Linked DNA regions of Mus musculus: region 2 is linked to region 1. The links are chromatin loops, found by intact Hi-C in ENCODE. Cell type or tissue: gastrocnemius. All regions are shown on one strand. Each heading gives the region's core, and the rest is flanking DNA. Links, peaks and the distances in the headings are about the cores only.

What was found. Peaks named below come from ENCODE experiments on the same cell type or tissue, not always from the same donor. Only the 100,000 strongest peaks of a DNase experiment are listed, where the experiment ranks them.
Region 2: it touches region 1 in a loop (2.9-fold over the local background); 1 of 42 quality-filtered maps calls a loop at or near these places.

The regions. Positions count from the first base shown.
Region 1 is chr1:166,000,676-166,006,048 of GRCm38, reverse strand. It overlaps Pou2f1 (POU domain, class 2, transcription factor 1), which reads left to right and starts at 3,415. Exons shown (of 16, transcript NM_198932.3): 1 at 3,415-3,487. The coding sequence starts at 3,427. In gastrocnemius, for the core only: a CTCF peak has its summit at 3,294 (motif pointing left); DNase peaks (open chromatin) are centred at 2,633, 3,188, 4,451 and 5,042; H3K4me3 peaks cover 3,266 bases; H3K27ac peaks cover 2,960 bases.
Region 2 is chr1:166,124,171-166,129,543 of GRCm38, reverse strand. It overlaps Dusp27 (dual specificity phosphatase 27 (putative)), which reads left to right and starts at 1,646. Exons shown (of 6, transcript NM_001160049.1): 1 at 1,646-1,752; 2 at 2,345-2,474. The coding sequence starts at 2,365. In gastrocnemius, for the core only: no CTCF peak of the experiment used is centred there; no DNase peak of the experiment used is centred there; H3K4me3 peaks cover 2,279 bases; H3K27ac peaks cover 3,082 bases.

The DNA of each region.
Region 1 (5,373 bases), core at 274-5,273:
CTGCCATAAAAGAGTTATCAAATTGTACCCATAGAACGTCAAGCAAATTATTCCATTCTATTAGAATGTTAACTTCATGAACAGATGAAATATTTATAAAAATGATTATTTTATCTTAGTCACTCAAACCTATCATTAAAACGTATTTCCCAAAGTCTTCACTGCTTAGCCCTTAACAAGCATGTGTGGCAGTATGGAGAGTTAAGGTCTATTTAAGGAACACAGCGCCACTCTTTGTCTCATGATCCCTTCTCCCCGTGGAGGCAAGATCAAGTCTGCTTATTCCTAACAACATATTGTATCATGGGAACAATGGCACCTCACGGACCAAGAATGATGAAGGAATTTTGATCCTCATTCATGTATTTAGGAAGCAAGGAAGGAAAAGGAAGGCATTTTCTTTAAGAAAGACCACAAAACTCCAATTTAGTTACATGACCATACCTATTCACAAATCAAAACATTATTTGTCAATAAAAGACATGGCCTGATCCATAGCAGATCCATAGCAGAATGGTTAAGATGGTCTCTTGCTTATGTTTGAACTTCAGTTGCATCGTTTAAGGATAGTGTGACGCTGGACAATCTTTATGCTTCAATACCTCCATCCTGGAAAACTAAGATAATAGACTTCATGCCTTCCAAGGTCCACATGGATAAAAGAGGTTGCTACCTTTAAGTGTGCTAGACTCAAAACACTATCTCAGGTATTTCCTTATACTCAGCAACTAGTAAAGATCATGGTAACATCATATTTTTGAATGATCTCATCAGTTTAAAAAAAACCCTTATATAATTTTATTTGCTTTTAAAAAATCCAATAATCATTTATGTGTCACAGGATTTTCCCTGTCCAATTACATTAGTGCAGAGGCCTGTGACCAGACAGGGAAAGGGAAGGCGGAGCTAAGAGTTGAGAGACAGAGAGGTCTCAGGAGGAGGGAGAAGGAAAATGGAGGCCAAAGTGGTGTTATCAAAAGGTTAGAATATTTGGGTTAAAGTTTTATCATTATCAATTGGCCCTGAGATTATTTACTGGCATCTTGTAAATTGTGATATTATTGATACATAAATCTAATTGGTTAACTTAAGAGTCATTATTTTGCCGGGTTACTGGGTATTGTGTTATCAAACTTTGAGGATGGGGGACCTATTTGGTTAATGGAGTGCCGGTTACAGGGGATTGTGGCCGAGAGGGAACTAGTGGTGGCAGGAGTTTGAGAGCGTGGTCTGACAGTTGTCGGGTTTATTTTTTAATACCTTTCAAAACACTTATAAGCATCTACTAAAGCCAAGAGTTGGGCTAAGCACTGGGGACACAGATGCAAACATAAATACTGCCATTATGGAAAAGACTGATACAGACTATTTTAAACTTTTCCCACCCTACACATAGAATTATTCTTTAACTAATTCTCTCCACACCTACTTCCTTTGATGGAAATGAAACAATGCAGAATGAATAGTGTATCCACCAGGTTCAGTGACTTGAACGAAGGTCATATTCATTTAATTTTTGAACCAAAGAGCAAACTAAGACTAAATAGGAAGAAAATAGGTTAGTGGTGATGACTTCAAATTTGTACCTGCCAGGAATAGTGTTGTTTACTTCACTTTAAATTATATTCCAAGATTTCCCTTATAGTAATATAATTTTGTCATATTTCCAGATATTAATTGTAACATGGTTCAAATTTGCATTTCCTTTACTGTGCTGGTTTGTGTATTTTGAAATAATTATAGGGTGGACCAATTATTTGGTTTAAGCAGTCATGTGCACACCCTAAGGCTTAATTACTTCGAATAAATCAATCTCACCTCAAATCACTAGCTGTAACAGACAGACAGTTTTAGGTGTACTTGTGCAGAGTAAAGAATTCAACAAGCAACCTCGGGCTCACAATGAAAACTTTAACCGCTAAAATAATTGCTTCCAGGTAGGGATCTGTTTATTTAGGGTGTTTAGGGCTGTGTGTGTGTGTGAGTGTGTGTGTGTGCAGAACCTGCAGTTTTACCCAGTTGAAACTTAGGAATACCCCTCTCAAGGACAGCCTAGGACCTATTTATTCTTACCACACAATATTTTTGTTTTTATCCTTAGAAATTTTTTTAGGAAAATCTTGGGACTTGTCAAGAATTAGTAAAATAGATTTGGGTCTTCATCCAGGCCTTTTTTTTTTTTTTTTTTTTTTTTTTTTTTTGCAATAAAGGAGCAATCTGGGCAATATTTTGGCTAATTACTTAGGAAGATGGTCACAAGAGGAATATCACCACCCCCACCCCCCGCCCCCCGCGATCGTATTTACTGAACGACAGAGCAAAGAGAATTCGTAACCGTTGGCGCTATTGCCAACTTGCATGGTTTTAATCAGGTCAGTTTACAATTAGCCTTTAAAAGGTGCTCCAGAAGAAAAAAAAAAAAAAAGAAAAAAGAATCCCTACGCAGATGGGGTCTGTTTGTTTCGCACGGGTGGGCGCGTGCAAGGGCGTCCGGGCGACTCGGACGGCCGCTCCCACAGAGGCTGGGCCGGGCACGCGCGACAAGTGGAGGCGACTCTTTGCCTGGCTAATTAGAGCCGCCAGGACACGCCCCCAGGAGTCCGCCCGCCGGCCCCGCCCCGAATCTGCGGCGTGGGCTGAGGCGCGGGGCGGGGATTAGCTCGGATTCAAATTTAAAGCGGGACGTCCGCGCGTGGCCCAGCAGGTGCCTCGTGCCCGTTGCCCGCCGAGGGCGTTTCCGCCCCCACCTGCACACAGGGCCGGAAATTACCTCGGCGGGGAGCGGTCCCCTCCATTGTCGCAGTCAACTGCGAGGGAGTCCTGAAAAAGTGCGCGGCCGTGGAGCGCTCGCTAGTCCCTCACGCGTGTCCTCGCGGCGAGACGCCGGGCATGTTGCCCTTTTACAGTACCGCCGTGGAAACCCCGAACTTATCCGGGAGGGGACTAACACGGAAGACGGGAAGCCCATCCCGAGACGTAAACAAGCACTTGACATACTACACTTTGGGGTGAAGCCGCGCTCCCGGGGGGAGGGAGGGGGCGAAGAGACGCGCATGCGCTTCCTACCTCTCCGGCGCGTGGAGAAAACTGCGCGTGCGCACAGCGGCGCGGACGGGAGGGGGAAAGAAAAAAAAACAAAACAAGGAAGAGATGATTGGCAGGTTAGGGGGCACTTTAGAAGCCTGAGGGGGCGGGGTCCCTGCAGCCTGGACGCGCGTGCGCACCGCGCGCGCAGGGGGGTGGAGCTCTTCCAAGGGGGCCGGCGGAGAGCAGCGCCGGCCTCGGGCGCCCCCTGGCGCGCGCCTCGGGAGAGGAAGGAACGGGAGGGTGCGGAGAGGAGGGAGGCGGCGAGCAGGGCGGGAGGGGGAGGGGAGCGGGAGCGAGGGAGGGTTTATCGACCGGGCGATTTTGGTTAAAATATTCAAAATGGCGGACGGAGGAGCAGCGAGTCAAGATGAGAGTTCAGCCGCGGCGGCAGCAGCAGCAGGTAATCATTACAGCATTTTACATATTCATATTCATACTCGAGCCGGGCTCCCGCTGCCCCCCCCGCGACTTAGCATAATTTATTAGTACTCAGGATTATTATAATTAACGGCGAGGAGATGGGGGGCCGGGGAACACAGCCCCCTCTGGGCGCCGAGCGGAGGGGGAAAAGGAGCTCGGAGCGGCCGGGCGGAGGGGGAAGAAGACCCGGGGCAAAGGGGGCTGTGAGCCACCGCGCTCCTCCTGCCCCCGGCCCACCCCGCGGCTGCCGCGCCGGCCCGCCCGCCGGCACCGGCCCTCCTCCTCCGCCGGCCGCCGCCGCCTCCTCGCACGGTGCCCGAATCTAAGCGGGTCCACGGCAGGCGGCGGGGCCGGGGCACCGGGAGAGGACAATAAAGACATTTTACATATTCATAGCTGCTGGGCTGGCGGGGCGCGGCGGGGTGCGGGCGGGAGACCTGGACGGGCGGTGGGGGGGCGTGGAGGGGCCAGAGGTGGCGGCGAGCACAATGCCGGTGGGCGGCGGGGCCCGAGCGGACCCCGGTGGCCGGACACCCGCGCGGCGCCCCCCCAGGATTGGGAGCCGGCGCGGGCTCGGGCTGGGGAACGCTGCTCGCTGCGGGACGCACCGGGGAGTGGTGCCCTGCCCCCGGCCGTGCGGGGGGTCCGCGTGGGGCCGAGCCCGGGGGTCACGGCCCGGGGCCCCTCAGCCGCGCCCTGCTCGTGCCCGGGGCAGCGGCCTGACCCCAGCCAGTCCGTGTCTCTGGTTAGGGGCAGCGTGGCGTGGGCCCTGTGAGCTGGCCTTCGGGTTGTGAGCTCGCTCTGGGGTCCCCCGGACCCTTTGGAGGCTGGGCTAGGTGGGAGGAACCCTCGGGGAAGTTCCCCTCCGTGGAAATGGCTTCGGTTGTCCGTGTGTCCCGGGCCCTCACCCAGAGGTCCGCGCTGCTGTGGGTCGCGCGGGACAGTTGGGTTGGAGGTGCTCGCGGGGTCTGGTAGCTCCTCCGCGCACATCCCCCCCCCCCCACGCGCTGGTAGCCTTGGGGACCCTCTCGCTCTGAGGCCTCGGAGCTCTCGGAGGTCACCCGAGAACTGGACCGTAAAGGATTGCCCTCCTGCCCTCAAAGGGCTGGCCTGACAAGTTGATCATATTCTAGATTTCTCCTGTACTGCGGGGAGCGGGGGTGGTGGCTAGACACGGAGATCCCCCTCCCTGACTGTGTGTGGTAGTGCTTTCTAGCTGCGTGCTGGGTCTTCTCTACTTGCTTCTCATTTGAATAATGTCTAATTCAGGGAGGTTTATATTCTTGAAATGGCCGCCTGGCTTTCCCCGCCTCTCATGTTTAGTAATTCAGACCTTTAATAACAGCCACTCACAGCCCAACGCCGTGTTTATATTTTACATTCGCCCCATGTGCTTTTGTGGTTCGATATGATTCTTTTTTTTTTTTTTTCCTTCTCCTCCTCCTTGGCAATCCACAGGACTCTGAGATCAAACCCAGTCTGTGCTGGGAAGACAAGGAGAGAACTAGGCCTGGACTGCCCTAGTTGCCTAGGCCCTGTTCTCTGCTGCTTGATTTATTTACTAATAACCAAAATGACTCCCCCATCAACTGCCACTCGAGTCCCCTCCTCCGCAGGCAAAACACATCCTCTTGGGGACCTTCCAGCATAAAAACAGCTCCGAGCTAAGCATCAGCTCTGAGGTTGGCTTGTTTTCTTCTAAAAGGAGTTTATCTTTCAGTTCATAGTATGTGGACCTTATTTCCAATTTACAGAGGCTTCTGTGAGCTACTGGTTTAGTACAAATACAGGACTTTGTTGTGGGAATAGTCACTCTCTTCCTGAGTTAACTCGGTCAGGCTATGTAAAGATTTGTAGTATTTGTAA
Region 2 (5,373 bases), core at 69-5,068, 120 kb before region 1:
TTTTCCAAGTTTGTTCATATTTCTACATAGTTATTGGTCTTGGGCTTCCTGGTTTCTAGAGTGTCTTTGTGTTCTTGGGAAACTCACTTTTGATAAAGTGATTACTATAAATGCTTTCCCAGGTGTTGCCTTGTATTACAAATTCCCTGTGTACAGTGATCTTTTCTAACTACCAGGTTTAGTTGGCTTACAAACTTATTGCTTTTCACCTGTTACACTTTGCTTAGTCACAGTTTAGCCTTCTCCTACTGTATATGATGATTTTCCAGTTTCTGGACACTGTCGTCAGGTTATCTTACTCAGGACAGACCCCCTGATGCTGGGTCTCTACTCTGGCTCTCTTGCTGACTCTGCAGCCCTTAAGAAATGAACGGACGTCCATCTGCTCCTTAAATTGTCCTGTAAGGTGTGCTAGGATTCACTCTTCAACGTCCCTTCCCTTTTAAGAGTTATCTTCCAGGGTGTGTAACCTCTGTTCTGTCTCTACTTAGACATCTAGCCGGCTGCGGCTCGTTCTTTCCTGCTGCAGGACTGTGCACTGTGCTCTCTCGGCAGCCCCTCCCCACTATTATACCCATTATATTTTATCCAGCTTATCCTTTAAAGGCCTGCTCCTACATCATGTCTCCCACGAAGCCTTCCCTGGCTTCGCAGCTCAGAACTTGCTCCTTCTTGAGATTCAGTGCAGCGCTCTGAGTCTCTTCTAGGGCAGGAACTCCACTCTTACACTTCAGCTATATTTAGTCTCTGTCTAATGCCTCCTAATAAACTGTGAGCTCATTCATTCATTCAGCCAATCTCTGAGGCTACTACTCTGGGCACGTTTCCATCTAGCTAGGAAGACAAGGGCTATGAGTCTAACTAACTTAGTCAGGTACAGTGCCCAGTGCATAGGAGGTAACTAAGAAATATTTACAAACGTGGAGGCAGATGGAAAGATGGATGGATAGGGGAGGGGTCACTGTGGAGAGGGTGAACTGGAAGCCACCAGAAGCATGGAGGCAGGTAGAAGGAAGGATGCACGGACTCTCAGGACGTCGAGCATGAGAGGGTTAACTGTGGGCAGTTGGGGACTGCAAGGATGGTGGCAGAATGTCATGAGTTCCACCATAGAGTGGGTCATGAGTCTTTTGGAGTTTATCAAGTCTTCCGAATTCTTACGTTACTCCCTAGTTGCAACTGGCCACTACCAGGGCCATGAATGGTGAGGCAGAGATATGAAGGGAAGGTACAACTTGTTGTCAGGCTGGTCTCAAGCCATGACTTCTCTTTAATCAAAACATGGTGTTCTCCCCATGCCTGGCTGAGGGCCAACCTGTTCTGTATAATTGGTATTTTCCTTTCCTAGGCTTCCTCCAAGATGCTATGAGGTAAAGTTAAGTTCGTTCCAAATGTGCTGATTTGGATTATTTTCAGAAAGTGCTTTGAGGAGCCAGCCTCCTGCGGGAGATGGTTTTCTCTAGGTCCTTGTGTCACAGCATGAGCCTGTTCTAAACCCACTGCTAAACATCAATGTCTGAGAATCAGCCGGAAGGGAAAGGGTTAAGTGAAGCCTGCATTCCTTCCTCCCAGAGAGCTGCCATCCTATGGGGCCAGAGGCTAAATTTAGAGACTGGCTAAGGTTTCTTGTTAACAGCTGTCCCTCAGAGCAGAAGCACACCAGAGAAGAGAAAGCTCCCGTCCCTCTCTAGACCAAACTTCTGGTCACTTTCCTGGGGTTCTTGGTCCTTGGTGAGGACACACCAGCACAAGGTGAGTGTTCGTTCCCTTCTGTGGTGAGCTGGGACTTAGACTTCAGGGGTGCCAGTCTGCCCTGAGTGTCAGGCCACAGCCATAGCTGGGACTAGCTATCAGGGACTTTTTGTGCCTTAATAGGTAGGCTATGGGGTGGACCTTCAGCCCAAGGCCCTGAATGACACAGAGTCAATAAATATCACTGAAGGGAGCCTGTTTTCCCTTCCAGTAAGATAAAAGGTGTGTACATTAATGTAGTTGGAAGGGGGACTTCAAATGTCCTTTTTAGTCTGGGGAATCCACCGCCTTTCACAAACCTCCCACACTACAGTTAAAATAAACCTTTGCTTTTCCTCTCTGCTTCCCTGTTAATATCCACGAAAGGAGTCAAGATGTCACTTCTTACATATTGTGTCACCTCATGGTATCCTTCTAAGGACAGTCGGCCTTCATCTTCTTGGTTTCCCTATGGCTCCTTTACCCACTCGGGTATTAGCACGCCCTCCCCTCCCCATTCTCAGTCCACCAAGGTGACATTGGTGACACGTCCCCCTCCCCCTACAAAGCCTATGGAATCTAATTCCCTAAACAACCTCTTCCTGTCAGGCAGACAGAGGCTGACAGGCTGACATGGCTACCGGTGGAGACGCAGAGGAGGAGCAGGTAGTTCCAAACGAGGAGGATGAAGCAGATGTGAGAGCTGTACAGGCCCGCTATCTCCGGAGTCCCTCCCCAAGCCAGTAAGTGGGCCACTGCTGAGTGTCATAGGAGCCAGTCAGCATGACGCTGGGCTCTATTCCCCAGGATGGTGGACTGAGGCGTGGTGGTGAGAGCTAGACGTTGGTCTCTCCAGAATGTGTGGTGCTGTGGGCTGGTAGGGTGGGGGAGGGGTGACAAGCACACAGGGAAAGACCAGAGGCTTCTGGGAGGTGCTGCTGCTGGCCTGAACCTGGAAGTAGGAATTTGGCAGGTCAACCGACAGGATGCACTTGATTCACCAGGACCAGGGCTGGATATGGGGTTGAGATGCCAGAAAGTCTAAGAGGAGAGATGAAGAAGGAATGAGGACCAAGGGCCAAGCCCTGGTACTAAAATTATTTTGTACCACAATGGAGGTGTTGATTTTAAAGAAAATACCATATATTCCCGTTTTCTTCTGTCACGACTGAGAACAGAGACCTGTTTCTGTTCTACCGTAGTACCATAGCTCTGTTGACAAATGATGTGAAGAATCACTAAGGTCTTGAGCCCATGTCTGTCTCCCTGTCAATCAAAAGAGAAGCTCAACTAAGGTATCGCAGGGAACTGTTTCCTCCCCCACTTCTCACCTGACGGGGGACTGAACCAGGGCCTTAGAGCATGCTGATCTTCCCTCTACACTTTTGCCCTCAGAACCTTGACTTCTAAGCATCCATGGCTTCGTCTTCACCCAAGTGTTCCTGAGTTCTCTTGGAGTCTCCCTCACTGGCTTCTGCTTCTCAGTGTTCAAAGCTCTCTGGTGAAGGAAGACAGCTCATTAAATAAGCTATGAGCTTTGGGGTTGTCTAAGACCCATGAACTCACCACGCATGGGTCAGGAACTCGGCCCAGATGGAATTTAGAGATTTCACCTTTAAAGTTCAGCATCGTGTGACAGACCTAGAAAAGCTATCATAGTTAGAGATTTAAGATGGTGTTGTACTCTTCCACACTTCCTGTCTTAGTCAGTGTCCTACTGCTTTGAAGAGACACCACAACCACAGCAACTCTTTTTTTTTTTAATTAGGTATTTTCCTCGTTTACATTTTCAATGCTATCCCAAAGGTCCCCCATACCCACCCACCCCCAATCCCCTACCCACCCACTCCCCCTTTTTGGCCCTGGTGTTCCCCTGTACTGGGGCATATAAAGTTTGCAAGTCCAATGGGCCTCTCTTTGCAGTGATGACCGACTAGGCCATCTTTCGATACATATGCAGCTAAAGACAAGAGCTCCCGGGTATGGTTAGTTCATATTGTTGTTCCACCTATAGGGTTGCAGTTCCCTTTAGCTCCTTGGGTACTTTCTCTAGCTCCTCCATTGGGGGCCGTGTGACCCATCCAATAGCTGACAACCACAGCAACTCTTATCAAGGAAAGCATTTAATTGAGAGGGCTGGCTAACAGGTTCAGAGGTTTAGTCCATTGTCATCATGGTGGGGAGCGTGGCAGACACGGTACTGGAAAAGTAGCTAAGAATTCTACATCCGGATCTTCAGGCAGCAGGAAGAAAGAGCAACTCTGGGCCTGGTTTGAGCTTTTGAAACCTCAAAGCCCACCCCCAGGGACACACTTCCTGCAGCAAGACCACACCTAAAAATCCCTCTCTAGTACCACTCCCGGATACCCAAGCATTCAAACGGTGAATCTACAGAAGCAGTTCTTATTCAAACCACATTCCCCAGGGTGTGGATAGGGAGTGGCAGTCTTGTGTAGACCAAACAGAGGAGTCTTTTTCATTCAGATAAACTCCGGGGCAGGTCCTTGAGCAACACAGTCGGGAGCAGAGAACCCCTACTATCTTCCAGTTCACTAGAGAAACGTTGCCTTTTCCAGTCACTGTGCTCATCAGCATCAAGATAAAAAGGAGTAGAACCAAGCTGTTCCCTGGGCGGAGTTTCCTCAGAAAAAAAGAGACACTTCCCTTGTGTTCATAGTCCACCAGCTGGAACTCTGCAAGGTCCTACTTCCTTGCAAAGGACAATAGATCCCAGGTTTCAGGGCCCAGGGAGAAGGGGAAGTAAGTTTGTTGATACATAGCAGCATTGGCCATGTTGTACTCCTCCAGGCAGTCTACCCACGTCAGCCTTTGTGCCCACACAGAACACTTTTATTCTCAGACCCAAATGTATCAGCTCACAGTCTCACCAGGATGATGGGTAGGAAAGTTTCCATCCTATGAAAGGAGAGGAAGATGGAGCCGTCCTGCTACTGGTGAACATGGCTACTCTAGAAATGAGGAAATCTAGTCTAACCAGGACATGTCTCTTGAGAGGATCGCTCTTATTTGCCACTTCCCTTGGCCTCTCGGTCTGCAGAGGCCTGTGTTCATTGTCTTCTACTGCCACTTGTAAAGTGGGTGGGAAAGTGGGACTTCCCTGAAGGTTGAACGGCCTCTGCAGGTTGTATCTTGCTCATGGAAAATCGGAGCACATACCACCCAAAGTTCACTCTTCAAAAACTTAGTAGACTGTGATCTCAGTATGCAGGACAGCCAGCACCCCATGTCAACCCTGTTTGTGTCTTTCTTCCTCGGCAACCTAATGATCATTATCTGAATGACTGCCTGAAACTAGACTTTAAGGCAGGAAGTCTAGAACGTGTTGTAGTTTGCAGCGTAACTACTGGAAACTGCTGCAAAAGAATCCGTAACTAGTGTATCGCTAAAGAGGGAAAACCGGTAGTGTGAAATATAATCAGCAAGGCGGGAGAAAGCAAAAGAAGAAAGAAAGAACCAAAAAATACAGAAAAGGTACAACAAATAGGAAGGAAAGGTAAAATGTGTGTTTAATTAGAGACATAATTGCGTTAAATATGAATAGATCAAATATTCCAATTAAAAGAGCAAAATTATCAAACTCTCTTTTAAAAAGTCGGCATGCTGTTTGCACCATAAGGATAC